Linked DNA regions of Mus musculus: region 2 is linked to region 1. A link is a loop called in an ENCODE intact Hi-C map of the cell type or tissue named here. Cell type or tissue: heart. All regions are shown on one strand. Each heading gives the region's core, and the rest is flanking DNA. Links, peaks and the distances in the headings are about the cores only. Region 1 holds the start of Cltc (clathrin, heavy polypeptide (Hc)). Region 2 holds the start of Vmp1 (vacuole membrane protein 1).

Region 1 (15,016 bases), core at 3,362-11,361:
AACAATAGTGATAAATTTTTTAATGTTATTTATTATAATGTATGCGCACACAATGCGTGTGTGCATATACATGCATGCCATTCTACATATGTGGAGGTCAAAGGACAACTGTGCATTTATTCAGTGCAAGGGGTTTAAGTGTGTTTGGGTTTGCACAGCAAAGTGTCTTTACCATCTAAACCATCTCACTGACCTAAATGTAGTAAATTTTGCACTTAAAACTATATAGACTATTCACTGAAGAAAGTACCTTGCCAAACGGAAAATATAAACATTAAAATCTAATCACTATCTGTGTGATTAGCTTTCTCATCTATAAAAGGAGGCTAATTTGAACTATCCAGAGGGATGAAAATAAAATGTTTAACAAGTTTTTAAATATTCAAGTGGCTGTAATAGTCAATAAAGTTTGATTTTGTCAAATTAAGTTTGACAGTTTTTCAGAGTAGGAAAAAAAAATACTTCCCATAACACAAAAGAAACTCAGAACCCACATTTGACAGGTGTACTTTGCATTAATACATTAAAATCCAAGCTTTTGGCCATCTTCAAGTTAATAGCATTAACTAGAGTTCATGGGTTGATGGAAGACACCTATAAGTATGATTGCCACTGGCTTACAAGATAAGCTGATTTCATGTAGTTTTGGCAAGGCATATACATAAAATTAACTCATTCTAGTATAAAGGAACTATCAACTATGAACTTATTTCTCACATACTCGGTGAGCATGTTCACTTCACCATTACCACCTTAAAGAATGTGGAAACAGGGGCATCAGGAGCTTGAGACCAGCCTTCTTGACTACAGCTAAGAGACACCCCATCTTAAAAAAAATAAGTAACAAGCTAGGCAGTGGTGGAGCAAACCCTCGATCCCAGTACGTGGGAGGCAGAAGCAGGTGGATCTTTGTGAGTTCAAGGCCAGCCTGATCTACAGTACAATTTCCAAGACAGCCAGGGCTATACAGATAAACCCAGGGGTAGGGAGGACAAGACAGTAGGATGTAGTGGGGCACAGGCTGCAATCATTCTAGATGCAGGGAGACTAACAAATTCCAGATTAGTACAGTCTATACAATGAGACACTGTTTCTAAAAAAACAAAAAACAAAAAAAAAAAAAAACCCAACTATCTTATTCCTACACATGGCCATATGCAGCACCACACACTGAGCCCATGAAACATGGTTACTGTGACTCATTTTCCATTACTCCAAGTCAAATAACCAACAGTCAGTAACCAAGTCAACTATTAGAAAACTCCAGAAGGGTTGGGTAAGGTGGTGCACACATGTGATCCCAATGCAAGAGAAGCAGAGACAGGTGGGCTGCTGAGTTTGAGGCCAGCTTGGTCTACATGAATATCAGGGCATTTAGGGCTACATAGTTAAGACCCTGTCTCAAAAAATAGAAATTAAACCAAGATAAAACAAAACAGAAAAGCGTAAGTAAATAATTCAGCCATGCAAATTTGGTCTTCTTACAATAAAGCATATAATCTTTAAATACATACCAAGTACTTCCCATGAAGAAAAGGTCTAGATCAAGATGTCTGAATACAAAATGGCCATTTTGAATAGAATTTCAACTAGCTAATTTTATACTGAATATATCTAAAATAGTATCTTGGGTATAATGTGTTAAATAAAACATGAACTGCACCTATATTTTCCCTGTTACTTATGACCATCACATGTTTCTGATAGTCAGAACTTGTCTCACTGAGCCAGCCCCAAGACTTCCTTTGTTCACTGTATCACATCACTAATCATACTTTAAACAAGAGGAAAATCTCTTCTCTAGGCCAAAGTCCAACAGGAAAGAAAATAGTAGGAAATCTGTGTAGTTTCTTGTTCTATTTTTAAAAAAAGGAATTATTTATTTTATGTCTATGAGCACACTGTAGCTGTCTTCAGAGGGCATTGGATCCCATTACAGAGATTGTAAGCCACTATGTGTTTGCTGAGAACTGAACCCAGGACCTCTGGAAGAGCAGTCAGTATTCTTAACCAGTGAGCCATCTCTCCAACCCTCTTGCTCTCTCTCTCTCTCTCTTTTTAATTAGATTTATTTATTTTATGTACATGAGAATTTTGCCTGCATATACCTATGTGTGCTACATGTGTGCCTGGTATCCTTGGAGGACTGAAGAGCCCCTGGAACTGGAGTTACAGGAGATGAGGAGTTGTCTGTATGTGATGGGAACCAAACCCAGGTGCTCAGGAAGAGTTAACAGTCGCTCTTAAGCACAGAGCACCTCTCTGGTCCCTTGTAGCATCTCTTAAAGGCAATCACTGCAGCAGGGCATGATGATGCAGGCCTAGAACCCCGGCACTCAAGAGGCTGAGAAGCAAGAGGATTTTGAATCTGAATCCACTCTGGGCAACATTAGCAAGACACTGTCTTTAAAATATGATTTATGGTCAGGTGTGATGGAATATGCAATAATTCCAGCACGCTGGAGCCAGAGGCAAGCAGATCTCAGTTCAAAGCCATCCTGTTATACATAGTAAGTTTCAGACCAGACAGTGCGATATAGTTAAGACTCTGTCTTAAAAACAGAAGAGGCGATCCAAACCCCATTCTGACTATGGCCCCTGAGTACGGCCTCCAGCCTTAGTCTTCCACTGTTAATGTGAGACAGGACCAAGGGCTGAGTGAGGACACAGCACACAACAGAAGTTGGACTGCTCTCCTCCTCACTCTCTAGCCCTCACTTATCAGAAACAACTGTCCCAACAGCACACTACCCAAGTTCCCAAGACTTTAAAGTGAAAACCATAGTTTTGCATACCTTAAAGTATAATCCCAAACAGGGCACAAGTATTTTCATTAAAATTGGCCAAACTCCTTAAAGCTGAGTAAACTAACCTTTAAGAAAATTCTGGGGGGGGTGGGGGGGGAGGGAATCGGTCTTCATTTAAACTATTTCCACGGTAGATTAGAGTCTACTTCCAGGTGGCATGCTCTTCTAGTCTTCCTAAGCATCTATTACTGCTTTCTCTTTGAAACCAAAACCTTCTTAAGAATCCTACTATTCAACTCAGCAACACATTGCATGTCTGTGTTTATGGATCAAAGAGAGAAGAACGGGGTGGAAAGATTTGTAAATGAAAATTAAAAGTATCCAAATGCTCAACAAAATGTGTCAATTGCAAAATGCTTAATATGCCAGGAACTGAAAATTGCAGGCAGTGGGGTTTTGTTGTTTTGTCCTTTGAGACAGGGTTTTGCTGGCTGGCACTGAACTTTCTGAGTTCTGCAGCCTAGAATTTGTTCAGAATCTGCAACTCAACAAAAATTCCTTCATCACATAAAATATCAAAATTATGTGATATAGTTCCAAGCCTTGATGACAGATCTTCATCTAAACAAATGCACAAAGGGATATGAAAATAAATAGCAATTTTTTATTTGCAACATTCTCATAAAAAGTTTAAAATAAATTAATTTAGAGTTTGCTGTTAACTTTCACAAGTGAACTCTACACTCCTTACTTCCCAGTTCTCCTAAATGCTTTAGAAAGTTGTTTTCTAAGCAGAATGGCAGAGGCTGGGCAATCAAAGACTTAAGATGACAACTGGAATAATCCTTACACTGTATGTTTGTTTGTTAAAAGAGAGGGAATAAAAGTCTGAGATCAGAAGATACATTATCCTTTCGGCACACCTGACTCTATCTACTAGAGTGGGATCCTACCAGCCAAAGCCTAAAGTGTAATGAGGTCCTCCAGAAAATAAGCATCCGAGATCTTCAAGTGTATCTGTAAAGCTATTTTATAAATATTCAAAATCTTTAAATTTTGGAAAACAGTTTCAAATATTTGCAGAAATTGCTACTCACATGCCACACCTGCATTAAATCTGTTTTTAATTAGTGACAAGTTTGGATTCCAGTCTGTAAGACCATTCAACAATTCTGGTCTTGAGTTTAATAGAAATGAAAAACTATTACTCAAATCACCAGCAACGGTCATGTCATCAGCAGTTGTCTTTGCTTCTTTTGTGTAAGGTTTATACACATATTTGCAGAAAGCTATTTCTGGTAACTTCAGTGTGGCCAAGTGTTAATCCCAAAGATGGGAGAAGAAAAAACAGCAACCCAAATCATGGTCAAATTAATTAAAGCAAGCAATTAATTAAAGCTAGATTTTTTTCTGTTGTTAGTGTACACAGGCTGCCTCCCTCTTAACTCAGCCTGAAGAGCCCACTGTCCACTAACATCCAGAACAGTGCTTTCCTAACACTTTATATTCTTAACAGAGGAAACTCAAGCTTGAATTGAGAACAAAAATTAACTTCTCTGTCAGCATTGTCACTTGACATTTTTCAGACCTTTACAAAATAGAGATCTTATTGCCAAAATCAGATGAATTATTTGAAAACTAGTGATGACTGAAGAAAATGTATTCAAGTCATTTAATGGGCAAAGAAGTCCTAAAGTAAAATAATTCGTTAATGTTAGCAACACGGTAAAGTCTATAAAGAAATATTTAATTATTTTACTTGGTGCTAAATTTTAGTTAACCCTCTTTATTATCAAACATCTTTTATGTATATCAATGAAGAAAAGTAAATCAGATTGCCTTCAATGATAAAGCACTCAATAAGTTACCAATATTTGAACTGGATCACTGCACCTCCCCCTCATGAAATTAGCCCTTCAGAAGATGCAGCTGAAAGCAGATTTCTTTATGGGGATACTTGAGGGAAAGTAAATTAATATGAATAAATTATGATGTCAAAGAGTCGGGACAAGTGAACCAGGAAAATCAGCAGTTCAGAAGAAGCGTAATTCAGCGAAGCCCTCCAACAGTCACCTGCCTAGGCCAACTGCTGGCAGGTTGCCAGGTTAGACAATGGTGTATTGACTCCAGGATAAGGTGCAGTGGGGGGCGGAGGGGGGACGCCCCAGACTATTAAAAAGGAGCCAGTTACAGATCAACTTGTTAGGTACTGACACAGAGCAGGTATGCACTTAAACCCGGCTCTGATGAATTCCACGCAGTCCTGTGAGACATACTCCTGCCGTAATCCCACAACTACCTGCTAAATTCCAAAAGGCCATAAATAACCTCTAAATAACTCTCCCTACCTGCAAGAATCAAAGTGAGCCTAAGAGCTACACTAACCCTCTGAAGAAACCAAGAAAGGAAAAATATGCGCGTTCCCCTTGGGACCTTGACCCCAGGCACCGAGACTGACACCGCCCCTTGCCGCCCCTCTATCTTCTTTCTGTTCCTTCAGTGAGTGTGACCTTCGGTTCCTTATAGATTCAGGGAAGGCAAGCCACGAGCCACTGCTACCCTAACCCCAAGGTGCCTTTCTCAGTGGTGAGCTGCAGAGGGAGGATGCAGCTCCTCCCCAACCCACCCGCCACACAATTCCTGGGTGCAGACTCGATGTAGAAATGGGAATAGACCAAGGGAAGGTGACAGCCCCGCGTCGCTCAGGGTTAACGAGAAATCTTGCTCTGGGAGAAACGCGCGAGAAGCTCCCCCACCTAGCCCCTACCCAAATGAATGAACTGAGTAAAATGGGAAGGGGGGTCTGGTATGCGCAGTTCTTGCAATCCAGGAAGCAGAATAAGAGGTCGTCAGACGTAAGGCCTGGCCTCGCCGCCCTTTGCACTCCGATTCGTCATTTCCATCCTAGTCTCATATCATTTAACCCTTTAAGCTTTTAAGACACTGTCCTTCCTCCACCTATGCCAAATACCGACACCCCCCACTCCCCTTCTCTCGATCCCTTTCGGGCCAGGCCGCTAGCTTCTTCCTTCCCACGACCCTCGAAAAGTCCCTCAGCAGCCCCGACTCACACGTACCTGGAGATGCTCCTGAAAGCGAATGGGCAGAATCTGGGCCATGGCGCTGTCGGGGAGTATGGTCTCCTCCTGTCACTGGGGCTGCAGGGCAGTGCCTGCCCGGGCTCTCCAAGGGAGAGGAGGAGACGGGGAAGGGGAGGGGAGGCTGGGCTCAGAGGGATACTCTCCGGGGACGCAGGGAACTGGCAGGCAGACGAGAGAGCTTGGGTCGGGGGCGGAGGCTCCAGGGGCCGGGAGAGCCGCAATGGCGGAACCGGGAGCAGCGCAGACTCCGGAAACGGCTGAGCCCTGCGGAAGGATCCCGAGGCAGAACTCCGCCCAGTCTCCTCACGCCGTCCGCCTTATGTAGCCTTCCACAGACGCCGCGCCGCGGTCGGGCGTAGGGATTCAGGGACGCAGTGCGCGGAGCGCTCTTCGCTGATGCGGCTGCGGGGAAACAGAGGAACCGAGGGACTACTTTTTCTAGACTCATCACTTTCCCCAGGCTCCGGTTTCTCCCTTCTCCCCTCCCCCCTCCCACTTTTTTTTTTTTTTAACATTTTGCCACATCATGCGACTCGGGGCGAACTACGTCATTTCCGTAGGCGCTGTAAGACCCACCCACGCACTTCCCGGTGCACGTGATGCGGGTAGGGAAGGGTCGGTTGAAGGCTGCCAGAGTGGAGGGCGAGAGGCAAGATACTGGCCGCTGCTCCTGGGGAGGAGGTGGCGGTTGAGCCCCCTGCCGGCGTGGCGGCCTGGGCGTGAGGACACCGAGTGCCTGAGGAGAAGGCCGCGGCGTGGGTGCCGCGGTGACTAAGGGAAACGGCCCCGCCGCAGAGCTCCTCGGGCGGCTGGCTGCGGCGCGCCTCCCCCGCCTGGTTTCGCGCAGTGGGTGGTTGCTGACACCTCAGGGAGGGGGACCGTACTGAGCTGCAAGCTTCCTTGCCCTGACGCACGCCCTTCTGACGCCAGGAGAGCCGGATGGCTCCTCGAGATCCTCAGATAAACCATCTCAAAGGACAGGGAAGGCCATGGGAGAAGAATCTCCTGCTGGCCCCTGGAGAGCGCTTCCGCGGACATTTTGGTGGACTTAGATCAGCCTAGTGTAGAGATCAGTTTGGCCTTCGAGAACTGGAGGGTTCGGCCACAGGAAAAAGCTTAAAAGATGTAGATCAAAGGATGGCTAGGGAAAGAAACCTCAGGGGCTGTCTTGGAGCTGAGGGATTGACTGTTAGTCATACATGGTAGTAGGACCATTACCTGTAGTTACAGGGTGGGCGATGTAATAAGCCCTTCAAAACCGGAGCACCTTGCCTTCCTACAGCAGTAAGCTATCTGCAGCATTCATTAGCGATTAATAGCCGCCCCAGAGCTCTTGCTAAAGTGTAAGGTGTAATGTCTCACAATAGCACCAATATAAGGAAGATTTAGAGAGTTCATTTCCACATAGTTCGTCTTAATCCCCCTGAAAGTTCTTGAGGAAATTACTTTCAATGCCCCTTTCAACCTAAAGAACATAAGACAACCACTGGGTGTACAATAATTTTGCGTAAGCGGTTTTGCTTAGAGAAATCTGCTTAGTCATTTCAGTTGCGTTTAGTATTCCCCCCAAATACTGCCTTTCATATCTGGGCTGAGAGGAGAACCAGGCAAGTGAGAAGGCAGACAACAGACCCTTGAAGAAGAGCCTTGCCACCATATTTAGGATGTTTTGTGTTTACATAATTTCACTTAAGCACTTGAATGTGCCCTGTCCTGCAATGTTTGAAAAGATTGTTTTCATAAGACTTTGTCCTTTTCTAGAGGTGGGCAAATTTTAAATTAAAATCCTAAGGGAGTTACTGTTTTATTACAGAAATGTCAGTAGCTTAATAGAATTGCACTTTCAATCTCAGAATTTGGGATGTAAGAGCTTCACCATGAACAGATCACCACATTTCAATTTATTGACAAGGGCCTTGTATTTTCATACAGACCCTGCATGAAAGGACATTTCAAATCCCCAGAGCAGTTGATTTTACTTCCTTGGTGTGGAATACCTAACCAAAAAGTGCGCTGAGACTGCTTTGTCATCACACATAGAAATTTCAAGAATGAGTTGTTTTCAGAAATCATTTAGAAAGAAGAAAAGTAGATGGTGATATCCCAAATCATTCTGCTTATTAATAGGACTGCTGCCTTGCCTGCCAGATTCTCCTCTCAGCCTAAATATGAAAGGCAGTATTGGAGAAAAACAGTAAAAGCAACTAAAATGACTAAGCAGATTTCACTCAGCAAAGGCACCTTAAACAGTTAATGCCCCCCCCCCTTTTTTTTTCCAAGAGAAAAATAGTGTAAATGATAATGCTACCCAATGCTGGGGACACTGTGGTGCTCACCTGTGATCCTCACACTGGAGGGTTCTGAGGCAGGAAGATCTAGAGTTCCACATAGCAGGACCTTGTTCCCCCAAACTAGAACAGCTCCAAACTGGCATGCCTCTTAAAGATCAGTAATTTGCTGTAATAAAAGATGATTATAATGAGATTGTGCTGGCTAAATTTCCAGCAGGACAGAGACAGGGGAAAGGACAGTTCCTGGTTTAGAAATCCCAAACACAGTAATCCCAGCATTCGGGAGGCAGAGGCAGGCGGATCTCTGAGGCCAGCCGGGTCTACAGAGTGAGTTCCAGGACAGTCAGGGCTACACAGAGAAACCCTATCATGTAAAACCAAAAAGAAAAAAGAAATCCCAAACACTGAGGCACTAAGTTTTCTAAGCTATACCTAAAAGGCGTGGTTTTAAGCACTACCTTAAAATAGATAACCTGATAAGCTCTAAAACAAATCCTGCTATCCTGTGTAAGTAACTTTTTTATCCAAACAGACTGCTGCAAAGGATGAGTCATCACCCTGGCTTTTAGTTTGCCCTGTTTTAGTAAAAGAGGTCATGTACTAAATGGTCAAGGTATGAATTTGAAGCTATTTTTACAGAGTTATCAACAGCAGGCCCTTATATAGTAAGCGCCATAACAAAAACATTGCTTTGTATGTTATTTTGAGGAATTGTAGTTTCTCAAAATCTACACAAGAAAACTGTATTGTTCGCCAGTTCTATATTTTATACCAGGAACTCTGTAATGGTTATAGATGTGTAACCATCCTGGAACACAAAGCAAAACCCACCACTTTTCTGCTGGGTGTGCTGGTACATGCCTGTAATCCTAGCACTTGGCACTTGGGAAGCCAGGATAATAGTGAAGAGAGTCAGGAATTCAGGGCTGGTTTCCTATATTGAACAGACTGAGCTACATGAGATCCTGCCTCAAAACAAAATCTTTGATAGCCACACATGATGACTCACACCTGTAGTCTCTGAACTTCCCTGAGTGAGGCTTATGCCTCATCTTCTGTGGGTGAGGTTGTGGGGAATTCAAGGGCAGCCTAAACTACAGAGAAACTGTCTCTCCCTCACTGTCCCCACCCCAAAGCCAAACCTTTTTATAGGATTCCTCCATAGTAGTTCATCTTAAGGCAATCCCAAAGCCTTCTAAAAACAGCTTGAACTAATTGCAGTGTAAAAGTCATAGACATTCATCAGATAGACAATGATTAATTGGAAAGTAGAACTCTAATGCTTCATACCAAATATAATTCAGATTTTAGAAACCATAAGAGACACTTTGGAATTATACAGGTAAGATTCTGGTTTCACCATTTAAACAGCACCTTTAAAATACCTCAGCCCCTTAGAGCTACTGATAAGAATTGTAGCTTTTCATGCAAGATAAAAGAGAACCATAGCGCTTGCCACTAAGAAAGAGAATCTCCCTTGAGTCTTAGGGATTGGTCAACATAGTGCCCACTGTGTTTCAGTGCAGTATGATCAGACTATAGGCAAAGTTCCTCAACAAGGATAAAGAGTGGACAAAAAACATTTGCAAAGCAATATGGCCTTTCTACTTTAGTCTGAAATGGACCTGAGCTTATATCTTTCTTTCACTGTCAAGCTGTTCTTGAATACCCTATAGACAAGTTCTATAATGGATCAGGGATGGCAATAAGATGTACAGTGAGTATTCACTAAAATAGCACCAAGTATATTCCAAATGAAAGGCTAAGACTAATCTTGTGGGAACTGACCTTGACTCTGGTCACATTAAACAGGTCCCTCCAGTTTCTAACAGACTCTGGCAGAGGGAATAGCTTGGTGTTCTCTTAGGAGGTCATTTCAGGCAGTATGGAGGGTCATACCTTTAATCCCAGCACTAGGAAGGCTAAGTCAAGAGGAAGATCAGCCTTGAGTTTGAAGCCAGTCTAGACTACATAGTAGTTTCCAGATCAGCCTGGATTACCAAGTAAGACCTCTGCTCTTAAAATATCTCACCCCAAGCTGGAGAGATGGCTCAGCAGTTAAAACAATTGCATGCTCTTCCAGAGGTCCAGAGTTCAATTCCTAGTAACTACAAGGTGGCTCACAGGCATCTGTAGAGGGATCCGATGCCCTCTTCTGATGTGTCTGAGGACAGCTACAGTATGCTCACATAAAATGAATTTAAAAATCAAACCAAAAACTACCTCACCCCAAAAAGTCATCTTAGAACATTGGTTTAAATATATAGTAGATTCATTGTGGAATCTGATGATCAATAAATGTCAGTCATCTTTTTCCTCACCCAGTAACAGGTCACAAAAGCTGGAGAGGTTCTATTGAAAGGGCAATGAGAGTACGTAGTGGGAATGATTTGTTACGTGGCTTTCCCGCCCACGTCTTAAATCTGTGAACATGGAGGCCAGAAGGCAACCTCAGATGGTTCTCAGGGGCTGTTCGCCTCATTTTGGTCACTCCTGCCTCCAAGAACAGGATTATAAGCACATACTTATAAATATGGCACTGTGTGCCAATTTAAAAAAAAGAAAAGCAAGAACAAAACTTTTAAAACTATTGAATGGGACTCAAACTCAGTCTCCATGCTTACATACCAAGCATTTTGTCTCTAAGTAATCTCCCCAGTTCTATATTCCCCAGTTCTATATATGCAGAACTGTCTTTTTCTTGAGTTATTACTGTCTTCAGGTCAAAGCAAACTATGACCCACAAACCTATTCCTTTAACAATCAGTTTTGACACACTCAAATAGTTCTCAGTAACAAGTTGTAGTAAGCTTTCACTACCTCAGGGCAGACTAGTTAAGGACTGAAACTTAGTAAAGTTTTATTTAAATCAGTAATAAAGTTTTAAGGAATTATAACCTAGTTTATGACTTTAAATATTTTTCAGCTTCTGTAATGTCAAATACACAGATGTTAAATTTTTTTTAAAGGCTTAAAAAAAAAAAGCCCGGTGGGGGCTGCCGGCTAAGAATTCTCTGAGAGGATCAGAGTTCAGTTCCCAGCACCCACATTGGGCAGCTCACAATCATCTGAAACTTCAGGGATCCAACACCCTCTCTTCGTACACAGAGATTTTTTTTTTTCCAAACAGGGTTTCTTTGTGTAGTCCTGGCTGTCCTGGAACACACTCTGTAGACCAGGCTAGCCTTGAACTCAGAAATCCACCTGTCTCTGCCTCCCAAAGGTATGCACCACCACTGCCTGGCAAGATATTTTTTTAAAGTTCAGAAAATTGGTACAGGAAAGCAGTTCTGAATCTTAACACATCATATGTTCACCACAATGAAGTTTTATATAATACTCCTAACAAACATTGTGACTTTAGTATGTACCAAACCTAGAGCACAAGAAAAACCTTGGGGAGGGGGCAGGGCTAGGCACCACATACTGGGCAAGTGCTCTACCACTGACCTACATTCCCACACTTGGGAGATGGAGACAGGAGAATTAATGTGAATTAAGAAGCTAGCCTGGTCTAAATAGCAAGTTTCGAGATTCCACAAATGCACAGCAAGACTGGTGTGAGCGCCTGACTCGCCAGCAAGAACGACTCCACAACAGGATCCTTCTGCACACGTTTATTGGGAGAGCTTGATTGCAGAGGCGAAAAGACCCCGAGCCCTTATACTGGTGCTGCTTATATAGGCCTAGGAGAGGTGCGTCTCACACCCCGATTGATTATGCATTCTACCTCATTTGCATGTCTCATATCTGATTGGTTATACTCTCAGTACCTCACAGAACCTCATTATCATACCTCATTTACATGTCTCTCATCCGATTGGTTATACTCTCAGAACCTCATAGAACCTCATCATGCCCAGGCCAGGCAGTGACTTGGCAAAAACTTTACTGCATATGTACACATTGGTTGTTTACCCAAACTTATACGTGGTGGCCAACAGTAGCCAGCGCTACCTTGTAATGGCTAATGTGGCTTCCCACAACTGGTTTTTTAAAAATAAAATTGAAACCAGGCAGTGTTGCACGCCTTTAATCCCAGCACTTGGGAGGCAGAAGCAGATGGATTTCTGAGTTCGAGGCTAGCCTGGTCTACAAAGTGAGTTCTAGGACAACCAGGGCTATACAGAGAAATCCTGTCTCGAAAAAAACAAAGACAAAAACAAACAAAAACCCAAATTAATTAATTAATTAATTAATTAAAATTGAGGCCTAGAGAGATGGCTCAGCTGTTAAGGGTACTAACTGCTCTTCCAGAGGTCCTGAGTTCAATTCCCAGCAACTATATGGTGGCTCACAACCATCTGTAATGGGATCTGAAGCCCTCATCGGTTGTGTCTGAAGACAGCAACAGTGCACTTATATACATAAATAATCTAAAATAAAACAAAAAAGTTATACTGTCAAAACTCACACTTCTTTGATCCCAACATTTAGGAGGTAGAGGCTGGCAATTCTTTGAGTTTGAAGCCAGCCTTATCTACAAGCAAGTTCCAGTATAGCCAAGGCAATACAGTCTTGGGGAAGGGGGGAAAAACCATGAAAATGTTATATACACAATGATTGGCTTTTCCTGGTTGCTCATGTTCTAAGTAACTAACTTTTACATTGTCCATTAATACAACTATAAAGCTTCTATTCATTCTGTGATAACAATGATTTTAAAAATTCATGGCATTCAAGATCTAAGCTGTAATACTTTGAATGAGAAATACATAACCGGGACTGGAGAGATGGCTCAGCAGTCAAGAGAGCTATGTGACTCCTAGGCTTATGCATTTGGGTGTGTGGTCCCTTGGTGGTGGTGCTGTCTGGGATCGCTTAGGAGGCATATTCTTTCTAGAAGAAGTAGATCATCACTTGGGCAGACATTGAGAGTATGACTTAACCCTGATTCTAGTTCATTCTACTTCAGGCTTGCCATTCAAGATGTGACCTCATGGCTCCCTGCTGCCGCCATGCCTGCCACTTTTATGCCTCTGAAACTGTAAGTCAAAGTAAACTCTGTCTTCCTTACATTGCCTTGAGTCATGCTGTTTTATCACAAAGAGATTTTACAGAAAAGTAACAAATATAGAAACCTACCTCATACTTAATGATTACAATTTTTTTTCCTTTTTCTGAGCCAGCCCTGTTAACACCAAGAGCCATAAAAGGTTCTAAGGTCCACTACCTACACAAATATAGAGACGCTTTAAATAAAAACCAATCTGACAAAAACCCAGCTCTTATAAACAGTCTCTATATAATTCTAATTACTATCTAGTTCAGCCTCTAGCTCAGATATGGTAAGATAAGCCTCATTACTAAGGGAGGATTAAAAAATGTATTTATTTCTTTAAGGGGAATTAATTGGAGGAACACACTGGCACACAATGATGGACTGTAAGGACTACATACTACAACGGAAAATCTCTGCAGACTTAAAAGGCTTTCTCTGTTAGAATGGCATTCAGGCTGGGGATATATAGTTCTGCTGGTAGAAGTACTTACCTAGCAAACATGAAGCCTTGGCTTCACTATCCAGCACCACATAAAATCAGTGTGATAGTATATGCCTGTAATCATAGGATTTGAGGAGTACAGGCAGAATCAGGAATTCCAGGTCACCCTCAGTACATAATGAACTTGAGTCTGAGAGACTCTGACTTCAAGAAAATGAATGGCACTCACACTATTAGTTGACATACTGAGTGTTTACTCAGGATTCAGGCTAGAAATTGTAACACCTCTCTTAAAGCCCCTCTCAGTATATTCAGAACTTTTCCCATTGTTTAACTCTGGTTCCTTTTCTCTAATTTTTGTTTCAGTTAAGTCCTATTTCTTGATAACCCAGCTTAAAACTCATGTACCTTCTCAAGCCAGAATCATATTCATTGATTATTTTACCCTTAACTTGAAGACTATGCTAGCATGCCAATACCACACCTGGACTTAACAGAACAATCATTTACATTTCCAGGGGCTGGTGATGTCTGCTAATAGTTGTAGAACGCTTGCCTAGTATGCAGAGGTTCAATCCTTAGTACCAAAAACCCAGTTTATATGTAACATAAACATCAATCTGATGTTAGGGTATAGTTTGGATTAACCAATCCCATTTCATACATTTTAAGTGAAAAATCAAGTCATCTTACATTAGGAACGCAGGTGTATTTTTATCTGGACACATTATTTGATCTTTAAATGACTTCACAAGGGAAATTTTCTATTGTATTTTAAATTTGTAAAAGCAGTGAACAAATAGTAAGAATTATTTTGGAAATCTTTGAGAGACTGAAGATTGCATTTTAAATTTGTTCGGGCCAGCAAGATGGCTTAGTGGATAATGGTGCCTGCTCCTAAGGCTGATGATCTGAGCCCCAATTTCTGGTAACCACAGACTGCAAGGAGAGAGCTAAATCCCACGAGGAGCCCTTCTGCTCTCCATATGCACTCTGTAGCACACACATGCACAGGAAATGAAGATAAAAACTGGAAATCTCATTAAGATATTTTCTTGCAAAAAGAAATCGCATTTAATTATTAAGGTTCATTCTTTTTAATGAAATGATTAGTCATGTATAACATTGTTTCCTTTTGTTTAGTAATTTGAAGGCAAGTTTCCATTCTTTCCTGGGCAAACCCCCCCTAAAACCACTATCTTAACTCTTCAACTTCATGCCTTAATTAGATCACACATTCCCATAATAATCCTCTTAATAGAGATTGAGAGGATTTTATTAATATTCTCACAATTATGTCAAAGCTGTAATGACATTCCTAACAAATCAGTATGTTCTATAGTTCCCACTCCACGGGTTTCCATGACCTGTGATTTTAGGCTTTTGAGATTATTTCTTTCCTACATATATACTCTATGCACCAAGTAAATCTG
Region 2 (15,016 bases), core at 2,762-10,761, 75 kb before region 1:
CTGGCTATCCTGGAACTCACTCTATAGATCAGGCTGGTTTTGAACTTATAGACCCACCTACCTCTCTGCCTCTAGGATTAAGGCTATGCACAAATACATCTGGCTTCTACCTAACCTATATTAAACAAACATGGCCTTACCCAAACTTTCCTTCTCCTATTACCTGGAATAATCACCCACCAGTTACTAAACCCAGAAGTTAGTCTTTTTTGACTTTAAAAAAAAAATCATTTCTCTTATTCAAAATCAAGTTCCTTTTCAAGTATATCTACACAGTGTTCTAGATCTTTTTTAAACATTTATTTATGGTTGGTGGGGTGGGGACAGCGGATTGGCCTTGCAGAGAGTGCATATGAAGGTCAGAGGACAATGTGACAGTCAATTCTCTCTGTCCACCATGTGAACTCTAGGGACTGAACTCAGGCTGTGAGACAAGCAACTTCATTGTTGCTGCTGAGCCATCTTCTCTCCAACTTGGTCACCCTTCTAGCTTAGGCCATCTTCACCTCTATCCTTGCACGGCTGCAGTGGACGTCATTTCTCTCTCCATGAGTGCAGGACAAACCTGGTCTACAGAGCAAGTTCTAAGACAGCCAGGGCAATAAGGAAAAACCCTGTCTCAAAAGACAAAACCAACCAGTCAAACAAACAAAAAGACTATCAACAATAATAAAAAAATGACAAGGGAATAACTACAAAATAAGTTTTTTTTTTTTTTGGTTTTTTTTTCAGTAAGAATCACACACATAGCCGGGCGTGGTGGCTCTCGCCTTTAATCCTAGCACTCCGGAGGCAGAGGCAGTCGGATTTCTGAGTTCAAGGCCAGCCTGGTCTACAAAGTGAGTTCCAGGACAGCCAGAGCTACACAGAGAAACCCTGTCTCGAAAAACCCAAAAAAAAAAAAAGGAAAAAAAAAAAAAAAAGAATCACACATATAAGCTGGGCTTTGGTGGCACACGCCTTTAATCCCAGCACTTGGGAAGCAGAGGCAGGTGGATCTCTGAGTTCAAGGCCAGCCTGGTCTACAAAGTGAGTTCCAGGACAGCCAGAGCTACACAGAGAAACCCTGTCTCGAAAAAAAACAAAAAACAAAAAAAAAAAGAAAAGAAAAAAAAGAATCACACATATAAGCTGGGCTTTGGTGGCACACGCCTTTAATCCCAGCACTTGGGAAGCAGAGGCAGGTGGATCTCTGAGTTCAAGGCCAGCCTGGTCTACAAAGTGAGTTCCAGGACAGCCAGGGCTACACAGAGAAATCCTGTCTTGAAAAAATCCAAAAAAAAAAAAAAAAAAAAAAAAAAAACCAAAACCAAAACAAACCCCTAAAAAACAAACAAACAAACAAAAACCAACGCCCCCCCAAAAAAGCCGGGTAGTGGCGCATGTGTTTAATCTCAGTACATGGGAGGCAGAGGCAGGCAAATTTCTGAGTCCAAGGCTAGCCTGGTCTACAGAGTGAGTTCCAGGACATCCAGGGCTATACAGAGAAACCCTGTCTCAAAAAAACGATAAATAAATAATAAAAAAAAGAACCACACATGCTGTAAAATAGTCACAAAAAAATGAACATGGAGGTATTTACTTATTGAAACTGCATTTGTAATGATTAAATGGCAAGAAATAAGCTATAACATAATGACATGCCTTCCAAAAGGCTGGGAAAGAGTTCTCAGCAACAGCTCAGTGGTCCATAAAATAATGGCAACCACACTCCGGGCCGGCCAGATGCCAGGCGCTGCTCTAAATGCTTGCCTTGAATCTACTCACTGACCCTTAACACAAAGAAAGGGCACTGACTTCACAGCCTAGGAGGAAACCAAGATAACAAGAAGTTAAGTAGCCAACTCAGGTGGCATGGTAATTGACATGGAATTTGAACCAAAGTTTCAAGTCCCAGTCTCCTTCCTCCCCTCCCCGCTAGACAGGGTTTCTCTGTGTAGCCCTGGCTGTCCTGGAACGCAGAGATAAACCTGCCCCTGCCTCCTAAGTGCTGGGATTAAAGGTGAGCACCACTATGCCTGACCTTCAACTCCCATTCCTTTCGTTATTAGTTTGGTTCTTCCAGATAAGCTATGAAGATTATAGCTACCCTGAAAGAATCCACAAAGGAGAGAGAATGCCACAACAATCTACACCAGAGTCAGGAGACACCAACATCTGCAGTAATTACAGGGAGATACACTGGAATAAAATTACTCAAGGGATTGTCATTGCTTAACTTAAATATGCCTAAACTTCAAATATCACCTTTTAGATGGCACAGAAAAGCATCTCCTGCTCAAATATTCAAGGAGCATATTTTTAAATGACTTACTCTTAATTTATGGGCATTGATGTTTGCCTGCTTGTATGTCTGTATGAGAGTGGCAGATCCCCTGGGACTGGAGTTACAGACAATTGTGAGCTGCCGTGTGGGTGCTGGAAATTAAACTCTGGTCCTCTGGAAGAACAGCCAGCGCTTAGCAATCTCTCCAGCTCCTCATAGAGCATACTTTAAAATGAGCTTTATTTAAGGATTTATATATTACATAACTTCAGTTCAGCAAACTCTATTCAAAGTCACCTTCCTAAACAAATTAAGAGTTTCTAGAGAAAACACACTCTAAGTTTATTTAAGCAAGGAGTGACAATTCACCCCTTTCAACGCAGCACTCTGGAGGCAGGTAGATTTCTGTACCTTTCAGGCCAGCCTGCTCTATATCAGGAGTTCCGGGCCAGCTAGGAGAAGGAGAGAGCAGTCTAGGTGTTGGGGTACAGCCAGCAGTTGCGCTCACAACAGTTGACACAACAGTTCAATTCTGAGCAGTATCTCCTAACAACTTCACTCTAGAAAATCCCCCATGTCTATGTGAAAGCAGATTATTAGCTATCAGAACTACACAGTGAAGTTATGATTGCTTCACCGCTTCTGGTTTCTCAGGTTTGCTAGTCTAGAGTTCACTTCCATCCATAGCACTTAGGAGCCTCGAGCAGAGCTTGCACTGTAATACCCAGCAGAGGAGAAACTAAATGGGTTCTGTGAAGTTAGTGGAAGTAAAGGTTGAAAACACATCACTCCTTCTTCTATAATGGATTTTTACCTAGAATGGCAGTTACAGAAATGACCCTGAAGATGAAAAATTAATAAAATAGAATATCAGATTTACAGTCGTTCAAAAAGTTCTTTATCTCAAGAGGGAAAAAATGAATACAGGTTTCTCCTATATATCAGTAACACTCAATAAGAGATATGTTACAGGAACTCTGTCACTACTACTAAGTGACATTTCACAATACCTGATAGAATGTGATTGTGGACTGAGAATATTCTGGAAAATATAAGTAATTTTCTTTCCTTACTACATCCTACTGAAGACTTTTAATCTTTTCCTCTGACAGGGTCTTACTATCCAGTACATCCAGACTGGCTTTGAGCGCAATACGCTCCTATCCCAGTCTTCCAAACACCATGGCTTTCTTTTCCTGTGACTCTCACTAAGAAGTTAGTGTCTCTACAATTTACAAGACTAAAGAAGGGAGGGTAGCACAAACATACAACACACAACCCTCTTTCATACAAAGCAAACAGTATTACATAAACTAGGCTATTGCTAAAGCTTATCAGGATGCCTGAGGACAACTTCATAAGAATGGAAAGAACACTTAGGAACTCAGCCTAGGTCAGGCTCTGGCTCTGCCTACTTTAGAAGTCCTCAGGCCAGCCAATTACTGATTGTTTCTGGGTCCTAAGGTTCCCCTCTATTAAACTAGAAGGTGCTACCATGGATTCACAAGACGTAACTACAATTCAAAAATGTTGGTTTCAGTAAATAATGATTCTTACTAAATGTAAGCAAAAGTAGACAACTTCTAATGATTAGTTAATTATACTTGACTAATTTTTAATTTATGTTCATTGGTGTTCTGCCAGAACAAAAACGTCTTCTGTACTTGGGAATTTTCAACTGATAATACATTGCTGAGAAAAGTCAGACTTAAACTCTTAAATGCATAGCTATGCTCATCTTCTAGTCACTTATTAACTAAGATGACTAATTTCAGGCCACTCTTGGCTGGCTTTCTTGTGTTCAAAAGTAGGGCAAAAACTATCACTATAAATATGGGTAATAATATATTCAGGTTAATAAAAAACATGATATAAATCAGCAAGTTTTGCAATACTTCAAAGTAACATATTCTACAGTTACGTATTTCTAGCTCTCTAAACAAAAAGTGATTTCACAAATACCATCTCACTAGACACAATGACAGTCATATGAAATAAAGTGAGTCCTTTTATCAACACAATCTAGAGCAGCTCTGAATGCCGGGTAACTTGCCAATCATCACTCAGTAAGTGCTGGAGCTCAGACTTTAATCCAGGTCATCTGATTTAAAAATAAATTATCTTTCCGAGTACAGTGGCCTTTAATCTCAGTTCTCAAGAGGCAGAGGCAGGTGGATCTCTTGTGACTTTGAGGCTACTCAGAGCTATATAATAAGACCCTGACTCAAAAATAAAATGAGTTGTAATGACCTTAGAAGTCCTAAAAAGTAGTGATTTGAGCCAACATTAAGAAATTGTTGGAAGCCGGGCATGGTGGCGCATGCCTTTAATCCCAGCACTTGGGAGCAGAGACAGGCGGATTTCTAGTTTGAGGCCAGCCTGGTCTACAGAGTGAGTTCCTGGACACCAGGGGCTACACAGAGTAACCCTGTCTCAAAACAACAACAAACAAACAAACAAACAAACAAACAGAAAAAAGAAAGAAGAAAAAAATTGTTGGAAAAGTAAAAAAACAACTACAAAAAGCAAGCAAGCAAACAAACCAGGGATAACACACCAAACAGCAGATAAGAAAGGATTTAGCTGGGTTCAAGGCCAGCCTGGTCTACAGAGCAGGCTGTCTTCCAGAACAGCCAGGGCTACAGAGAAACCCTGCCTCAAAAAAACAAAACAAACAAACAAATAAACAAACCCAAAACAAAACAAAACTGACAAGTGTAAAACAGTTCAAGAACTCAAAACTAAAAACAATAGGAAACAAACAGATTTAAACTAGCTGTAGGTAAATTGGGAAACAGCACCAAACCATTTGCCAGCTTAGTTCAGATATGTGGCTATTTTCTTCTGGAATGCGTGCCTCAGGGATTTAATTGTATTGTTAAATGTATCCAAGGATAAACCCCTTAAAATGCATCTGTGTTTTAGATAACCTAGGCAAATAAGTTAAGCAGAAGAGATTCCCACTTCAGAATCACTTTGCATCTACTCCAACTGATCATGTGTCTGGTACGCCAGCATCTTTCTCCCAAAGGTCAACAAAAACATCACCTCCAATACAAAAATACAGCGTAGTAAATAAGCTTCTTCCCTAAAATCAGACCCAAGGACAACACAATTCTCAGACAATAACAGCTGGAATATAGCCGGACCCAGCACTCGGGAGGCAGAGGCAGGTGGACCTGGTCTACAGAGCAAGTTCCAGAACAGCCGGGGCTACACAGAGAAACCCCATCTCAAAAAATGAACTAAAACAGTTGGAATTAAATTCTTCATTAGGCCAAGAGAAACACTGGAAAAGGTTCTCTAAATGATCAATCTGTCTACGAAACCTCTCACAAGCGTCAAGAAAGAACTGAAAGGTAAGGAATGACATTGCCAATAGACACATACACAGCCGATCTATGCATTCCTGGATTCTTTGCTGGAGTAGAAAAGCAAAAGATGTTTACATAAAATCAACTGGAGGTCATAAGCAACCCATAGCTGCCTAACCCGCTAAGCCCATACACTGTTTGGAATCGTAAAGACCTTTAAGTCCCTATCTTGCTGCAAGTACTTCCACTGCGGGGAAATAAAAATGTTGGGGATCAAGGTTTTGGAAAAAGCGGAGAGCCCTCTTTTTTTTTTTTTTTTTTTTTTTTTTAAATGACAGTCCTAGGAAAAGCTGAGTGGGTCCACAGCAATAACTCTGAGAGGTAATGACCCCTTCCTTTGACTACTCTGCACTGTCGGTACACCCGAATACCTTCGTTTCTCGGAGATATACTTAGCATACTGCGCTAGTGGCCCGGGAGGAGAAAAACCCATTGAAAGGTCCTGAGAATCAGCAGCAGCGAAGACCCTCTTCATTTAACCCAAGGCTCTGGACAGCTCGGGAGTGAGGTTCTCTGAGAAAGCCAAAGCCGGCTTCCAGGTCTGGAACGAACTGTCGCGAGTGTCTGGGTTCAATGTCCCGGTAACCAAGCGCGGAGAGGTGTCCCACATAACCTGGCCACCGCCAGCTGACACAGCCAGTCAGCAGTGACCTGAGCCATCTCAAGTGGAAACCAGCGTGTTCTGCGTCTGCATCACCCAAGTGCGGGAGCTGCGGAAGCGGCCGAGCTGTGGGAAAGCTCGGCTTGGGCTCCGGACTCCCCGCTTTCGCTCACCTACCCGCTCAGACCCCGGCTTCTCCGGATCGCAGGATCCTGGAAGCGGCTCACAACACCGACTCTCACACCCGCCGCTGGGCTCCAGCCAACCGGAACTCGCTCGCGTCACTTCCGGTCCGGCTCCTTTAAGGAGCCCGCCTCCAAAAGAGAAACGTTCCCCCACCCCCACCCCCTCCTTTCGGCCACCGGGAGGTTCCTCGCGGGATTTCGGTTCGGCTTTCTCGGTTCGGGCTCTGTGGGTGTGACAAGAAGAAGGATGACTGCGCTTCGTAGTTTCTGATCCGGAACTAGTTTTTCAGGAAACCCGGAAGGAGTAGGTGGCGCGCGCGAAGCGTGTTCCTTGTTCTGGCTTGGAGACCTGCGAGGTGAGCGAGACGAGCTCCAGGTAAGTCTCGACTCCTTCTAGGACGGTGCAGAGGAGTGTAGTTCTTAATGGCTCTACTGAAAAGCATCTTATCATCTTACCCCACGGTCGGCCTCCCCCTAGCTACTTCATAAATTGTCTTCCGCCCCGTGGCTGCTGCCTGCCTTGCCTACTCTGCAAACCTTTGGAAGAAGCCAAGATAGAACCCAGAATTTTAGTCGCTGGCAACACCTCCTCTTAGAGGTGGCATTGATACGCTACCCTAGCGTGAAAAAAATGGAGAACAGGCCTCACACTATACATTTTAAATATCCGTCTTCGAATTGTTGAGCCCAGCTTGGAAAAGGAAAAGAATTCTAAAGATGGATTCAAAAGTATTTTTATTTATTGGTATTGCGGTGCATGCACGTTGTGCATGGTGAGCAAAGCGCTCTACTCTGAAGCTATTGTTAATCTCATGGATTCGAAGTGGAAGACCACTGACCCAAATCATGGCCAGATTAATTAAAGCAAACTTTTTATTATTATTATTCGTTTACACGGACTATTTCTCCCAAAAGGCAGTGTTCAAGAGATCAGCACTGGACATGGGGAAAATAAGGATTTTTATAGTTCAGGAGTATTGGTTTCCAAATGGGGGATTTGGCATATAAACAGTGTTAATAGCAGCGGAAAGTGAACATAAGTTGGTCATAACAACCCTCTGAAGTAAGACATGGTTGCAAGGTGGTCAGTAATAGCCTTTGGAAACAAAGGCATAGTTGCCGTTTCCAGGAAAAGGCAGATCAAGAATATTTAGCCATATGTTGCTCTGTGACACTAATCTCTACCACATTGGACAGCATAGGGACAGACAGAAGGGCCAACTATGTACGTGTGTGTAATATTATCCATATTTCCAGGCAAATAGGTAGTTTTGCTTAGGAGACTGCAAACTGTGAGAAAGGTCAGGTGAGCAGTGGGTGGAAGTTGAGTTAAATAACTCAGAGGAAGGTTTAAAGTTTTAAAAGTCAGCAGGGAGTGGTGCACAAAACTCAAGAATGAAACACAAAAAGAAAGAACTGTGGTAGCAATGACAGCCTGTCTGGTTCTTTAGCAGTTTGGATAGAATAGTATATTACCCATCCTGTAATAGACGCTATGTAGAGACGTTAACTTTCCCCAAATCTGATTTGCTTATTTTACAACCTAGAAATTGTGAGGACTCCTAATTCTACCTGGCAGGCAGCTATCAAACATTTGTTGTATTTAACTTCTCTTGGTCTTAGGTTCTCTGTTCCCCCATCTTTTGTTTTGGATTTTGAATGCTTTCTTCATTAAAATGGGCAGACAATGTTTACTTTGAAAAGATTATGAAAAGGGAGCTAGGTTTCAGGATACATAGCTAGAATCCCAGCTACTGGGAAGGCTGAGGCAAAAGGACCATGGCAAGAGCAGCCCAGGCAACCTTAGCAAGGTGCAGTGTAAACAGAGGCAGGGATGAGGCTCAGAGAGTCCTTGCCTAACATGCAGGAGGCGCAAGAGCAGTAGTTCTCAACCTGTGGGTTGTGACCCCTTCATATGGGGTCATATATCAAATATTCTGTGTATCAGATATTTATATTATGTTTCCTAGCATACAATGTAGCAAAATTATAGTTATGAGGTAAAATGAGATAATTTTCTAGTTGGGGGTCACTATAAAATGAGGAATTCTATAAGAGGTTACAGCATTAGGAAGGTTGAGAACCACTATAGAGTCTACCCCAAGCATGCAGAGAGGGAGAGAAGAGGGTCAGTGAGCTGCCTCCTCACCAGGTGAAGACAAGCCTACAACCTCAAGTTAATCCCTGGGGCCCACATAGTGAAAGAAGAGAACACATTTCCAAGGAAGTGTCCTGACCTCCACACATTCTTATCTGTATTGTATGCACCTATGCTACACACACACACATACACACACACACACACACACACACACACACACACACACACACACACGCACATAGACTCACCATAGCTTTCAAACATTCCCTTGCCAGTTCCTTTCTATCTTGGTGTCCTTTTTTATCCATCAGAGAGGCCTGTTATTCCTAGACTTGGAGTGGATCCTTCTTGGGAAATCTGTACGGTCGTACATTTAGAATATGGCTTCCCAGGCCTAAATCCATCACAGTTCTGTTAGACTTCTTTATTCACCTTAATAGCTATTCCAAACCTTTGTTATATTTTCATATCTGATGTTTCATTTTTCTTTAAGAAAATAAGAGGCATCAGTTTTTAGTTTCTGCTTCAAACACTAAAGATATATTCTGGCTAAGTGCATTTTCTTTATATACACATTTCGGTGTCTCTTTCTCTCTGATTTTCCTAGCCAATCTAATAGGAAAGTCAGGCTTTTATCTACTCATTGGGATTTATTTCAGCACTCTGGAAGGTCTATGCTTCTAACCAAGTCTAATCCAGACAACCATCATTTGTTGCTTCTTTTTTTCATTGTTACTGTCTTTAGAACTCCAGCACACCAACCATGTGGCTGGTATCCCTGAGAAAATATTTATGCTTTAAATAATCCTACATCCAGATCAGTGTCTTTGCATTATAAAATGACCTCTCATTTTGGGAGCTAATACTTACATCATATAACCCTATGAATAATCAAAGCACATATACAGACTCTAACACACTTGTAATTACTAATTCACTTGGATTTAAATAGATAGCTGAACCATCTAAAGTTTCTACTATAAACTTTGTCCTGGTTTTGAACTATATAGTTCATGTGCCTACCTGATCTATAAATGAGTTTTATGGTATTTATCTGTATAGTGACTAAGAACTGTAATTAAAGATTTGGTAGAGTATTTGTCTGACATGCATGAATGCAGGGTTTGATTCCTAGCACAAGTGCCTGGGAAGTGGAGGCAGGAAGATAAGCAGTTTGGTAAGCTTTGGCTTCCTGGGGAGTTCAAAGCTAAGCTGGCCTATGTTAGACCCACTTTCAAAAGCCACCTTAACAATAAACAATCAAACAAAGCAGAGTCAGCTGTGGTGGGACATGCCTGTAGCTCCAATGCCAGGGAGGCCCGGGGCTCAGGCAAAGGAATTATAATATGAAGTTAGCCTGGTTTACATAATGAAATCCTGTATCATAAAGAAAAAAGCCCTGGACTCAAGCTATCATTGCTTGACTCAAGTACTATAGGAATACAATCTAGTGGAGGATTAATGCTCTACCCAATACACTTGTGTGTCAATAAGTTTTAGTTGTTTCAGCAGCTTTGTGCCAGGCTTGTGATTCCAGCTACTTGAGAAAGAGAGGTAGAAAGATGACTGGTTCATAGTGAGACCTTGTTTCAAAATAAAAGGTAAAAAGAAGTCTGGGCATACAGCTTGGTGGTAGAACACTCGTTTAGCCTGGGTGAGGTCCTGGATCAACCCCCATTGCCTCTACAGAATTTACTTCTGTCATGGGAAGTTCCCTGTGCTGGGCAGAAGCCCCTCAGCTTGCTGGGATCCCATCGTGACTCAACTGTTGGCACTTTAGTTGCCTGGAAACAGACAAGGATATATTAACCCAACAACATGCCAGCAGTATGAGGCAGGAGACATACACAGAAACGAGGTCAGCTTGGGCTATAGAGTGAAACCATCTCATAAAACAAAGAACAAAGCAAAATAAAACAAAAAAAATCAGAATAGTCTAATTTAAAAGTATGAATATCTCCAAGCAGTAGTGGTGCACACCTTTGATCCCAGCACACAGGAGGCAGAGGCAGGTGGATCTCTGTGAATTTGATGTCAGCCTGGTCTGCAGAGCTAGTTCCAGGACACCGAGGGCTACAAAGACAAACCTTATCTTGAAAAAATATTTTTAAAAAAATCTACATTTGATAGTGTGAATGTCGTGGTATGTGAATTTTTTTGGTTTATTTGTTTTTGTTTTTCTGACAGGGTTTCTCAGTGTGGCCCTGGCTGTCCTGGAACTCACTCTGTAGACCAGGCTGGCCTCGAACTCAGGAATCTGCTCAACTGCTGGGATTAATGGTGTGTATCACTGCCACCACCCAGCTATGAAATGTTTTTAAGAAATAGTTTGTACTGCTATGCTATTCTCAAGTGAAAATCTTTGGTAATTTATAATCTATTATATTTGCCATATATTAACATGTCTTTATGAGTAATAAAAGGGAAATTTTTGATAAAATATGAGTTTCCAGCCTGGCGGTGGTGGTGCACGCCTTTAATCCCAGCACTTGGGAGGCAGAGGCAGGTGGATTTCTGAGTTCAAAGCCAGCCTGGTCTACAAAGTGAGTTCCAGGGCAGCCAGGGTTACACAGAGAAACCCTGTCTCGAAAAACTAAAAAAAAAAAAAAAAAAAAAAAATGAGTTTTCATCAGTTCCACTTAGATTGTGCATGCTTAGTTCCCAGGGTGTCACTTAAGCGCTGTAAAAATGGTCACTTCATGCATACAAATGCTTGGACACTACACTACACTACACTACACTACACTACAGGAAGAAACTGATGACAAACAGGAATCCAAGCCAGGCTTGTTGCTCATTCTTGTAATCCCAGCATTGGAAGATTGAGGCCAGAGGACTGTAAATTCAAGGCCTGTCTGGATTGCAGGGCACTGTAGAGTAGAGCCCTGTAGAGGGAGGGAAGGAGAGAAATGCCTGCAGGATAGTTACACTTCTAGGAAAAAAAAAAAAAAAAAAACAAAAACCTGAATTTAAGAGCCCTACTTCAAATACTTTTGTTCAGATATAACATGAAGTTGTGTTAAGACCTTGGATAAGTTTCTTATCCATGTTAATTTTAATTTCTAATGCTGCAACTTTGCTTACAGCATCGATTCGTGGCCTAGTGTACCTTCCACAGGTTTACTGTGATAATGAGAACCACACTGTACTGTCTCCATTGAGGACCACTGTGTTATGAAGACACAGATCTGAACTGCTTTCCAGAAAGGAGCAGAATGTTATTTCTTATTGCTTTGGATATTTTAGGCATGTTGTCCAAGCCATCATTTCCTTTACTCCACACAATTTAAGACTGAATAGTATAGTGGGTTGGTTTTGTTGTTGTTTAAAGATTTATTTATTTATGTATGTGAATACACTGTAGCTGTCTTCAGACACAGCAGCAGAGGTCATCAGATCCCATTACAGATGGTTGTGAGCCACCATGTGGTTGTTGGGATTTGAACTCAGGGCTCTTAACTGCTGAGCCATCTCTCCAGCCCTATAGTGGGGTTTTTAAACAAATTTTGCTGACTGTTGAAAATGAACAAAACTATTTCATGTGGGTCTTTGAATCAACTAGTACTTGGGGATGGATGGAAACAGGGTCCATGCATAAAATCCTGCATGACTTAGTTTGGTTCTAAAATACTGCTTGCTGCTTGTGGGTAACTTATCTGAATAGTGTGAAACTTCAGTTCTAGATAATACCTTTTTTCTTTTCTCTTAAGATGCTCTCCAAGTTCTTGACTATGGAGTATTTGGTTCATCCTGGTACACTCAGCTTGGCTGCTGGAGTTGCTTGTGGCATGTGCCTGGGCTGGGGCCTCCGGAGCCACCTTGGGATGTTCCCCCAGAACTCAACAAGTGAGGCAAATAGAGACACAGAGACTGGAACTGAAGCAAGCATCTTGGGAGAGAGTGGGGAATACAAAATGATTCTTGTGGTTCGAACTGACCTTAAAATGGGGAAAGGGAAGGTTGCTGCCCAGTGTTCTCATGCTGCCGTGTCTGCCTACAAGCAGACTCAAAGGAGAAGCCCTCAAGTGCTCAAAGAGTGGGAGTACTGTGGCCAGCCCAAAGTGGTGGTCAAAGCTCCAGATGAAGACACCCTCATTCAATTACTCACCCATGCAAAAACCTTGGGACTGACTGTAAGTTTAATCCAAGATGCTGGACGTACTCAGATTGAACCAGGTTCTCGAACTGTCCTGGGAATTGGGCCAGGACCAGTAGAACTAATTGATGAAGTTACTGGCCACCTAAAACTTTACTAGATAAGCTTTTGCTTGATGGAGATTCTGTCCGAAGACTATGGAGCCTGTCAGTAACAATAAATGCTTAATTCTTGTCCCACTTTAAAGTCTGTTCCCATGTTCCTCTATCATGTACTAGACCATTAATATCTTGAGCTTAAAATACTATTGAAGGGGTAGAGAGATTCCTCAGTGATTAAGGGCACTTGTTCCTCTTGCAAAGGATGCTGGTTCAGTTTCTAGTATCTGGATCTCAGTTTACAAGCATCCAGATCCAGTTCCAGGGAATCCAACACCCTCTCAACCACAAGGTATACACAGTATACATATATACACGCAGGCAAGTCCTCAAACATCCAAAGAGTACATAAAGAAAAAGGAAGTCTCAAGAATAAAAATACATTCTCTAAATGCTCCTGTGGAGTGATAGGGTCTCAAACAGATTGGAAGTGAGACAGTGCCTGTAATGACGCTGGGTGAGAAGGAGGCTGCGTTTCCCAGGTACAGTTAGGCCCCTGTGTGTTGATTACTCTTTTCTCAAACCATGCTGTTGTCCTTTGCCTTTTTGAGGATCTGGTTCAAGAAATCATATTGTAATTTTTTTCTGCTGCTACTTTTTGAATGGCTGTTAACCTCTTTTTATTATTAACAGATCATTGCATAGACTCACTGCAATTTTGATTTAGATATTAACTAGCTGGACTTTTTGAGGTGGTCTCATACTGTAGCTCAGGCTAATCTTTAACTTGTGGAAATCCTCCTGCCTTGACCTCCCACCTGGGAGGGATGGAAGTTATGAACCATCATACCCAGCTACTCTCTAAATTCATTTCTATTTCAAAGTTGAAATTTTATGATCTATGTAGCATTTTGTTGTTTATTTCTCCAGATCCACCTGGGCTAAGGTATTTCACAGCTGTTCTAATTCATAAACTGAAAATTCCTCTACTTTAACAGTGAGACCTGTGAGTTTGTGAAGTGATAAGGATTTACAAAGTGTAAATGTGAGAATTTATGGGAACTAAAGGACTGTAACTGTACCCAGCCAGTTTCTCCTAGAAATTTCAGGACCTAAATAATTTTATTATTTTAGGGCACTTTTTCTCCCCGTATCCCTGAGCCTGGAACTCACTATGGAACAGGCTGATCTAAACTCAGAGGTCCTCCTACCTCTGCCTCCCAGTGCTGGGATTAAAAACATGCACTAGCATGCCTGCCTACATAAAGCTTTCTTGACAGTTTGCTAGAATTCATTTTTCTTGATAGTTCTAAAAGATTGACAGTGATTTCCAAGTTCCTTATATCCTTTAAAACTATAAATGATGTTAAGGAAAGTAAGACCGTAAGTAGGAACTAAGCAGAATGATGAAGACAACTGTAGGCAGTCTCCAAGTTAAAGTGCTTAGTGCATTTTTATCCTACGGAAGCATAAATGGTACAGGACCAATCGCAACACTGAATGATGCCACAGTAGCAACAGTTTCTAGACAGAATGTTTATACATGAGTCAAGTGATGCAACCACATGTAACTGAGTAGAACTCAATCTTAAATACATGGTTATGACTCAGGTAATTTATGAGGCTTGCTGCAGACAAATGGTTCCACACTAAAAGACTAGATTCCCAGCTGGGGTGGCTGATTCAATGACCTGTAACAAGCTGGGCCTTACAAGGACATAGTAAAACTTGTTAATTCTGGTGACAAGTCACGGTATTTTTCTGGTTCACCTGCTCTTGGTATATACTTCATAGGACTTTCAGAGTAGTTCTCAGAGCATACTCTGCAGAGCACAAGAGTTTGCTACCTACCTGTTTTCACTAGCTTAAATGAAAGGGATTCCCGGTTCTAGTGTGTTCCTGCTGATGGTCCACATGAACAAGGAACCATCAGATTCCTCAGCCCACATTCACAATAAAGTCTCACTTGGCCTGATGAAGCAGTTAAAAAGAGCAGTATTTTTTTTTCCCCAGCGTAGGTAGGGGAAGGGCTTTGGGAACTGAAAGCTGGGCAATAAGAAGTCTTTAGGGAAGTCCTCCTTGGTAGGTGGCCCATGCTCCTGTAGATGGCCCCACATGCTTTCAAACAGTGTCAGCATTGATTGAACTCAGTGCACTGTTATGAAAGAGATCAACCTGAGAGGGAGATGCGTAAGGGTTGGGGTGCTAGGCTCATATAGTACACTGTATACTTGTATGAAAATTTCAGCAAATAAAAAATGATTAAAAACATTTTTTACTCATGACTATTTGTGT

The links. A loop is a pair of places that touch in the nucleus more often than their neighbours do. Peaks named below come from ENCODE experiments on the same cell type or tissue, not always from the same donor. Only the 100,000 strongest peaks of a DNase experiment are listed, where the experiment ranks them.
Region 2: a loop joins it to region 1, with 3 times the contacts of the local background. A loop is called at or near these places in 7 of 42 quality-filtered maps.

Annotation. Positions count from the first base shown.
Region 1 is chr11:86,751,424-86,766,439 of GRCm38, forward strand. Cltc (clathrin, heavy polypeptide (Hc)) reads right to left here and starts at 6,144. Exons shown (of 32, transcript NM_001003908.2): 1 at 5,825-6,144. The coding sequence starts at 5,866. It overlaps Gm42085 (a long non-coding RNA gene), which reads left to right and starts at 6,290. Exons shown (of 3, transcript XR_880101.3): 1 at 6,290-6,453; 2 at 13,055-13,126. In heart, for the core only: a CTCF peak has its summit at 6,541 (motif pointing left); DNase peaks (open chromatin) are centred at 4,898, 6,148 and 6,448; H3K4me3 peaks cover 3,984 bases; H3K27ac peaks cover 3,793 bases.
Region 2 is chr11:86,677,322-86,692,337 of GRCm38, forward strand. It overlaps Vmp1 (vacuole membrane protein 1), which reads right to left and starts at 6,515. Exons shown (of 12, transcript NM_029478.6): 1 at 6,419-6,515. Ptrh2 (peptidyl-tRNA hydrolase 2) reads left to right here and starts at 6,753. Exons shown (of 2, transcript NM_001098810.3): 1 at 6,753-6,802; 2 at 12,238-15,016. The coding sequence starts at 12,238. The coding sequence ends at 12,783. In heart, for the core only: no CTCF peak of the experiment used is centred there; a DNase peak (open chromatin) is centred at 6,600; H3K4me3 peaks cover 2,881 bases; H3K27ac peaks cover 2,086 bases.